Linked DNA regions of Homo sapiens: region 2 is linked to region 1. The links are chromatin contacts, found by Hi-C in ENCODE. All regions are on one chromosome and are shown on one strand. The core of a region is the stretch at or near the end of the contact, and the rest is flanking DNA. Distances in the headings are between cores, read along the strand shown.

Evidence for each region. A loop is a pair of places that touch in the nucleus more often than their neighbours do. Pooled maps may share reads with other maps.
Region 2: a map of ascending aorta shows a loop between it and region 1 (2.1-fold over the local background). The contact joins the enhancer-like site here to the promoter of XK in region 1. A Hi-C loop is called at or near these places in 3 of 168 maps with a recorded cell type or tissue (GM12878, ascending aorta and psoas muscle) and 7 of 50 pooled maps.

The regions. Positions count from the first base shown.
Region 1 is chrX:37,684,445-37,688,448 of GRCh38, forward strand. XK (X-linked Kx blood group antigen, Kell and VPS13A binding protein) reads left to right here and starts at 1,347. Exons shown (of 3, transcript NM_021083.4): 1 at 1,347-1,762. The coding sequence starts at 1,518. It overlaps LANCL3 (LanC like family member 3), which reads left to right. Exons shown (of 5, transcript NM_001170331.2): 5 at 1-19. RefSeq lists a silencer at 1,089-1,468 and enhancers at 1,138-1,649, 1,650-2,159.
Region 2 is chrX:37,519,112-37,523,115 of GRCh38, forward strand. No RefSeq gene overlaps it. Among named protein-coding and RNA genes, the nearest start is that of LANCL3, 51 kb to the right of the region's middle. Within about 2 kb of position 2,125, at least 2 of the 41 ENCODE cell types and tissues checked have a DNase peak (open chromatin) inside an H3K27ac peak, as active enhancers do; they include ascending aorta, where a contact is called at or near this core.

The DNA of each region.
Region 1 (4,004 bases), core at 97-2,596:
TAAAATCTAATGCTAAATATTCAGTGTCCTGATTAATAATTCTAAGCTACCAATTTTTCCTTTAAAGCTAACCATGATGTCAAGTAAAACATTACACAAATACTCTGTGGAGTGTTGCTGCTGATTCTGTATTTGTGGCAGTGTATGTATCTTGGCCCAGGACATGGTGGCCTTCTGGGTTCTATAAATAGACATTAGTAATCCTTTTAGGGAAAGGGCCTGCTACCTCTCAGCTGCTGGCTGAATCTGCCCCTTAACTCATAAATGGATTTTCTCATGCCACATAAAAAACAGAAAAACAGCCCACCACATTCTCTCCCTGTACCTCTTTTTTGGTTTGATTCCTTTTGAATCTTTATATTCTATTTGTGTTTACATTATTTTCCTAAATAGAAAAATGCCAGAGATGCCTGAAGATTGAAATCACCCAATTTCAACAGGGGAAGAGATCTTATAATTATTTAAGTCTAATCCCTTTATGGAACCTGAGTTTCAGAAAGATTTAGTGACTTGATCGAGGTCTGAGGGACGGGGGTGGACTGAGTACATCCTGATATCAAGAAGATGGTGGAAAGTTCAATGGGCTAAAAGGAGTTGTGTTAGTCTTGGTATTGGCACACCAATAAGCAGAGGTCTGTCTTGGAATAAAAAAAACTACTTCCTTATTAGGCCCTGATCTTTGCCCTGAATTACTTACAGTTACAGAGGAATATATTTTGTAGGCAGTTTTTCTGGGAGGTAAGGACAGGTTCCTAGAGACGATCTTTGACGCCTTTTCACCACTGGAAGCAATGCTTCAGACCACTGTATTTGGAAGACAAAGGGACATGCTCACATGGCACAGTGAAAAGTGAAATCTTTTCCCACTTGGTGGTGGGTGCATGACAATATACTTGCACTTTGAAAAGCCTCTGTGTGGTCTGGTTATTTTTAAAAGGCCAGAAATGCTGGCCCTTTGAAGAATCACGCGTTTCCTCGGCCCAGAAAATAGACTGGGCTAGAAAGGCGCCCGGACTCCAATTCTGGGCCCGGGTGGTTGCAGTTTTTCAAAGGGATGTGAACGGTTTCCCAAGATAGGACCCAAGGGACTCTAGGACCCAGAGGCTGCGCGCGACGCCCGCAGGGCGAACTGCATCCTTTTGAGCTCCCGCTCCATGGCCTGAGCCGTCGTAGGGCGCGGGTTCGCGGCCCGCCAGGGGACGGTCACCACAGAGACGCAGCCGGCACTGGCGAGCGAGCGAGCAGGCGGCGCACGGAGCGCGTGGGCGTGTCCCGGCGGGGCTGCGCAGCTCGCCCCACCCCACCCCACCCCAGCCAGGTCGGCCGCCCCCACCAGGTCCAGTTCCAGAGCCCAGGCCGGTCGGCCGGGCCCGCGTGCCCTCGGCGGGCTGCGCAGAGCGCGGGAGCGGTTTGGGGCTGGGCATGCTGGGAGCCCCTCGGGCAACGGCCGCCGCCGCCACAGCCACACAGCCGCCGCCACTGCGTCCGTCCCCGGTGAGCGCCGCTGACGCGCGGAGATGAAATTCCCGGCCTCGGTGCTGGCGTCCGTGTTCCTGTTCGTGGCCGAGACAACGGCGGCGCTCAGCCTGAGCAGCACCTACCGCTCGGGCGGGGACCGCATGTGGCAGGCGCTGACGTTGCTTTTCTCGCTACTGCCTTGCGCGCTCGTGCAGCTCACGCTTCTCTTCGTACACCGCGACCTCAGCCGCGACCGCCCGCTCGTACTGCTGCTGCACCTGCTGCAACTTGGGCCCCTTTTCAGGTGCGTGCAGAAGCCCAGAGCCAGCCCCAGGCCGCAGCCTCGGTCCTGTAGCCTGATCTCCCCACCTGCTCGAGTGGAGGGAGGCGGTTTTCCTGTGGAGACAGGTGGCTGAGCCCCAAGCCGGTCCGCCATGCCCCTCAGCCCCATTATTCCAGTCAGGAACGCGACGAATCATGGCATAATGGTTATAAAGTTGGGGCACACTGAATTCCTGTTAGGTTCCGTCAAATGAAATAGCCAACATTCAACTGAAATTGACCAACAAAAATGGCAGTTTCTTGTGGTTCAACCTCATTAAAGACATTGGTTTCTCTGGGGTCAAGTAGGCTCTGACAGGATTGGCTTGTGTTGTCACAAACCCTTGGGAAGTGTGTTCTAAGCTGTGGTTACGGGGACAGCATGTACAGGTGATTTAATTTTAATTTATCAAACACATGGAGCTTACTGTGTGCCAAGCACTGTTCTAAAAGCTTTAACAGTATTTAATTCTCATAGGGAAGTCAAGAAATCCATGCACCATTCTTTTCTCTTGGTGGCGTTACGAATATTATGGGATATGGAAACATATGGGGTTCTAGAAATGTCTTCCGGCCCTGGCAAACTTATAAACGTAGCCATTAAAGCTGGTGCACAATGCACCATGAAAACAAAACTTGCTGTGTGTTAAGTAAAGAAAAACTGTTGGTGACATTTCTGGAAATTAATTTTTATTAACACAAAGCAAGTAGAAATACATGGTAATAAAACAGACTGGCTTATCTAAGGAGTTTAAAATGTGTTGTTTTAGTACCTTTCATCACTATAGGAAAAGCAAAACAAAGGCCGTCCATTTGGATTAGAAATAAGTTTATAATACTGAATTTTAGACATAGGCGACAGAGGAATTTGAAGAGATGGAAAGGCCAGAGAGACACCTCAGCTGCCAGAAAATTCAGCTAGCCCTACCAGGAAATCTCTCTCTCTCTCTCTCTCTTTCTCTCTCTCTCTTACACACACACACACACACACACACACACACACGCACACACACACATTGAGGAGCAAGATAAATTTTACAAAGTTATAATTTTTTTTTTTTTGAGACAAGGTCTTGCTTTATCAGCCAGGCTGGAGTGCAGTAGCAAGATCATAGCTCATTGCATCCTCCACCTCCTGGGCACAAGTGATACTCCTGCCTCAGTCTCCAGAGTAGCTAGGACTGCAGGCAAGCGCCATCATGCCTGGCTAATTTTCTTTTTTCTTTCTTTTTTTTTGTATTTTTTGTAGAGACAGAGTCTCCCTATGTTGCCCAGGCTGGTCTCGAGCTCTTGAGTTCCAGTGATCCTCCTGTCTGGGCCTCCTAAAGTTCTCTCTATGTTGCCCAGTATGGTCTGGAACTCCTGAGCTGAAATGATCCTCCTGCCCAGGCCTCCCAAAGTGCTGGAATTACAGGCATGAGCTACCACGCCTGGCCATAAAATTTTTGCACCTCATATTAAAGAAAACTGTTCCAGCTGACACACAAACTACTGACTTGTAGTTTGCACACAGTCACAGCAAACTTGGTGAACAAATTTCTCAGCCTCCAGAAGCTGCAGAATCCTAGAAAGGAAAATAAACAGGTACACTGGCAGGAGTGGGAGGTTGCTGCTGACTTCTTGATAGCTGGGGAAGAGTCTGGGGAAAAAGAAAGGGAGGGAGGGGAATTTTAAAAGTCCTGCAACCTGGAGCCATTTAGTGAGGAGAGAGTTAGTCCTTCCTAGCCAGGTAAGCCCTGTGGTCTGGACTGTATTCTTGCTCAGTAAAATAAGTGTGATCTGACTTTGGGCAGGGCACTTATCATTTCTTTCTTTCTTTCTTTCTTTCTTTCTTTCTTTTTTTTTTTTTTTTTTTGAGACGGAGTCTTGCTCTGTCGCCCAGGCTGGAGTGCAGTGGCGCGATCTCAGCTCACTGCAAGCTCCGCTTCCCAGGTTCACGCCATTCTTCTGCCTCAGCCTCCTGAGTAGCTGGGACTACAGGCGCCCGCCACCACGCCCGGCTAATTTTATTTTTTTGTATTTTTAGTAGAGACGGGGTTTCACCGTGCCAGCCAGGATGGTCTCAATCTCTTGACCTCGTGATCCGCCTGCCTCGGCCTCCCAAAGTGCTGGGACCACAAGCGTGAGCCACCGTGCCCGGCCTTATCATTTCTTAACATTATCTGTGAGAAGAAAACAGATAATGTTTAAGTGGAGTAACAGGAAAAAGGGGAACTGACATTTCT
Region 2 (4,004 bases), core at 875-3,374, 160 kb before region 1:
GAAGTGACTTTCACAAATGAAGAACAGAATTTGGTGGGTACCTCTCCAATTTCCTTCCTTCTCTTGGAGGGATAATTCTAGGGCATGATGTCTCATGATTAGCAGCATGAGAGATAGCAAAGCCTCTCAGCAGGTCCCTAGTGGATTGAGCTCCCTCGTAATAACTCACTCATGAATGTGCCTTTTATTGAATGTCTTCCCCTTTCTCATTTTTCCCCTCTATGCTTCCTGGTATTACTCCTTGCTATGCACTGAATGCTTGTAACCCCTCAAAATTTACATGTTGAAATGCTAATCTTCAGTATGATGGTATTTGGAGATGAGGCCTTTGGAAGGTAATCAGGTTACTAGGGCGGAGCCCTCATTATGTGATTAATGCACTGAGAAGACACGAGAGAGGTTGTTTTCCTCCTTCTCTGCTCTCCACCATATGAGGATACTGCGAAAAGACTACCAGTTTCAAACCAGAAAGAGAGCTCTCACCAGCACCCAACCATGCTGGCATCCTGATTTCAGACTGCTGGCTTTCAAAATAGTGAAAAAAATATTATTTTTCTTTCAGCTACCCAGTCTATGGTAATCTGTTTTAGCAGCCCAAACTAAGACATCCCCTAAATAAACTGCTTGTATCTAAACCCTTCTCCCAGGATCATCTTTTCGGAGAACTCAAGCTAAGATACTACCCCCGCTCTTACCAGATTTTTTGGGGAAATTAAAAGAAAGGGTGAGGGTAAGAAAACAGAAAGGAGCAGACATGTGGAATTTAGCGGAGTTGCAGAAACTATGGAGATTTGGGGTGAAGAACAAGGAACTCCTATGGTGACTTTCTCCAAAAAGGCTTTGAGAAAACAACCCCTCTCTATTACCAACTCCCAAGGCACAGTCTCATATCCATGAGCAACCCCACTTCTAGTTTATGTGTGATTCAGTTTTTTCCAAGCTAAACCTGCTTGACTTGACGAGAAGGCCAAATAAATTCAAGCTTGCTCCAAACATGTCTCTTTAGATCAGGTTATTCTCATTTGTAATGAAGAAACTGAGGCAGCTAGCAGGTTGATCATTCGTAACACTCTTTTTTAACTATAACATTCTAAAATGTGGGAGCAGCTCTCGTCCCAATAGCAATCCATGATTAAATAACTATGAAGTTTGGAAGTTGGGCCTGTAAACATTTCTATAGAGAGCTACTTCATTCATTTTGTTTTATTCGATTCATGTTAGTTTCTAATCAGTTCCCAAAGAGGGTGGAGTATCCTCTTTGAAGGCCCATAGTTTTATATGACTTCACCTTTCTCAGACAACCCAGTGATTTGTAATCAAGAATGAATATTTCTGCCAAGTAAAAAATGTTTAACATTATCCCAGCTTAGTAAGGGGAAAGGCAGGGGATAAGGGTGGGTAGCAGGTAGAACCTTCATTAGAGTGAGATGGCTCCCTGAGGAAAACAACTGCAACTGTGTTTTTCGAGTTCTATTCTCAATTTTTTGTTTTCTTTTTTGAGAAAGAGCCTGGCTCTGTGACTCAGGCTGGAGTGTAGTGGGGCGATCTCGACTCACTACAACCTTCGCCCTGCTGGGCTCAAGCGATCCTCCCACCTCAGCCTCCCAAGTAGTTGGGACCACAGGCATGCACCACCACATCTGGCTAATTTTTTGTAATTTTAGTAGAGATAGGGTCTTGCCATGTTGCCTGGGCTGGTCTCGAACTCCTGAGCTCAAGCTGTCTACCTGCCTCAGCCTCCCAAAGTGTTGGGATTATAAGCATGGGCCACTGTGCCCGGCTCAAGCTCTGTTCTATTCAGCCAATTACCTCAGCACAGGACAGGGCAAGGAAATGGGGCCGGGGAAGGGGTCCCTGTTACTATGGTTGGTGCCTTGGGAAATATATTCCTTGGGGCTATTATTACTGCCTATTACATAAGTAAGCTCAATTAAAGCCAGGCTTATCAGTCAAAAATCTCTGCAACCAATCAATAAAGGACTCAGGATATGCAAACCGTAGTGTCATCCAACTCATGTGTTTTTAGATTTTGAGATAATATTTTTTGAATTCCTGTAGAGGAAGGAATACCTACATAGCATTGGCTCCTAAGAAAGTGACTCAGCAGGCCCCATCAAAGATTGCCATTGAATCAGGCCGTAGGGTTTGGCAGGAGGAGGAGGGCTGGAGAATAGTACAAGCTGAGGGCTGAATCACACTGGCTGGCACTGCAAAGAACCCCATCTAACTCTAGTTAATGCCAGCATTCCATCTAGTTTAGCTCACAAATGGATTTTAGGTACTTCCTGCCATGTAGACTTTCTTGCTTCTCATGCTGTGCTGAAAATAACCTGCTAAGAAACCTGGAAGACCCCCCTCCCCTTGCTTAACCAAATGTCAAAGATTTATTACCAATAATGGACAAACTAACATCATGTGCCTCTTGTTGTGGTGCTGTAACAGGGACACACAGCCATTTAAGTAGTATTTCTGCCAGAAGAGTACCTAAACCAACTGTAATCATGAGGAAACATCAGACAAACTCAAACTGAGAGATATTTTACAAAACAGCAGGCCTGTGTTCTTCAAGAATGTCCATGTCATAAAACACAAAGAAAGACTGGGAACTAGTCCATGTTAAAGGAGGCCAGAGAGACGTGACAACTAAGTGCAACACATTAACATGGATTATATTTAGGAGGAAAAAGAATAGAATGACCAGAAAAACTTTGTTGCAACAACTGTGAAAACTGAATATGGACTGTATATTATATAATAAAGAGCATGGTATCAATGTTAAATTTCTGGAATTGGATACACGTACTATGGTTTTGTAAGAGAATTTTTTTCTTTTGTTTGCTTTTCTTTTAATATTTTTAGAGACAGGGTCTTGCTCTGTCACCCAGGCTGCCTTACATTGGCTTGGTCATAGGCCACTGTAACCTTCAACTCCTAAGCTGAAGAGATCCTCTTGCCTTGGCCTCCCAAAGTGCTGGGATTACAAGTGTGAGCCATGGTGCCTGTCCCAGAATTCTTGTTCTTGGGAAATATATGAAGTTAGCTGCATCTGTCTGTCTCTTCATTCAGGTATTTCAGTGTGTGTTTGTGTGTCTGTGACACACATTTGTAAAATGTTAAAAATTGATCTATCTAAACGTAGAAAGTTATGTGTATTATACTTTATAATAACACTTTGACAGAGAAACAAGGACATCGTAAAATTGTACCCAGCTGGTGTAAGTGGTGAAACTATCAATCCAAATACATGGAATATTGTCTAAAGTTTATAAGAACCAAATTTATACAAATTATATGTTAAGATTATGGCGCAACTTAATGGAAGTCTTATATTTATATTTGTATACACTTAAATATTATTATAATTAATAAAAACTTAACCAATCTACAAATGAAGTGTAAGAAATTTAGGTATTTATCTTAACTGTTTTCAAGATAATTAATAAACTAAAAGTCTTAGACAAACTACAGAAAGTCATGTGTATTGTATATGCAACTATTTTGCAAGTTTTAAATTATTTCTAAACAAAAATTTAAACAATACCAAATTATTTATTATTATTATTTTATGAAAAGTAAATTACATACAGAAAATTTTTCTGCAAGATCCTGCTCCCATAGTAAAGTAGAAAGGGAATGGGCCTGGAGCACCTGAGAACTGGTTACTCCTAGCTCCACCATTAAATAACTGAGCATTGTGGGAGAAAGTCACTAAATTACCCGAGACTCAATTTTCTGTAAAATCGACTCCTCACATTTGCAGGACTTCTCTTCCCACATCTTCACTCTAAGAACACCAAATCATAAACTCCTTTTCAAGTGTATTTATTCTTTATTGATTAATTTAAATATAGCACCCTTCTTCCTGAGAGCAAAGCCACAAACCACCAACAATGACCGACTTCAAAATAAATGTCTGCAAATGCAATTAAGTGCATTTTAGAATAGACTTGTACTAACAGGAAGTATAATTAACTCAGAGGCATTCTTATGGAGTAATCCCAGGT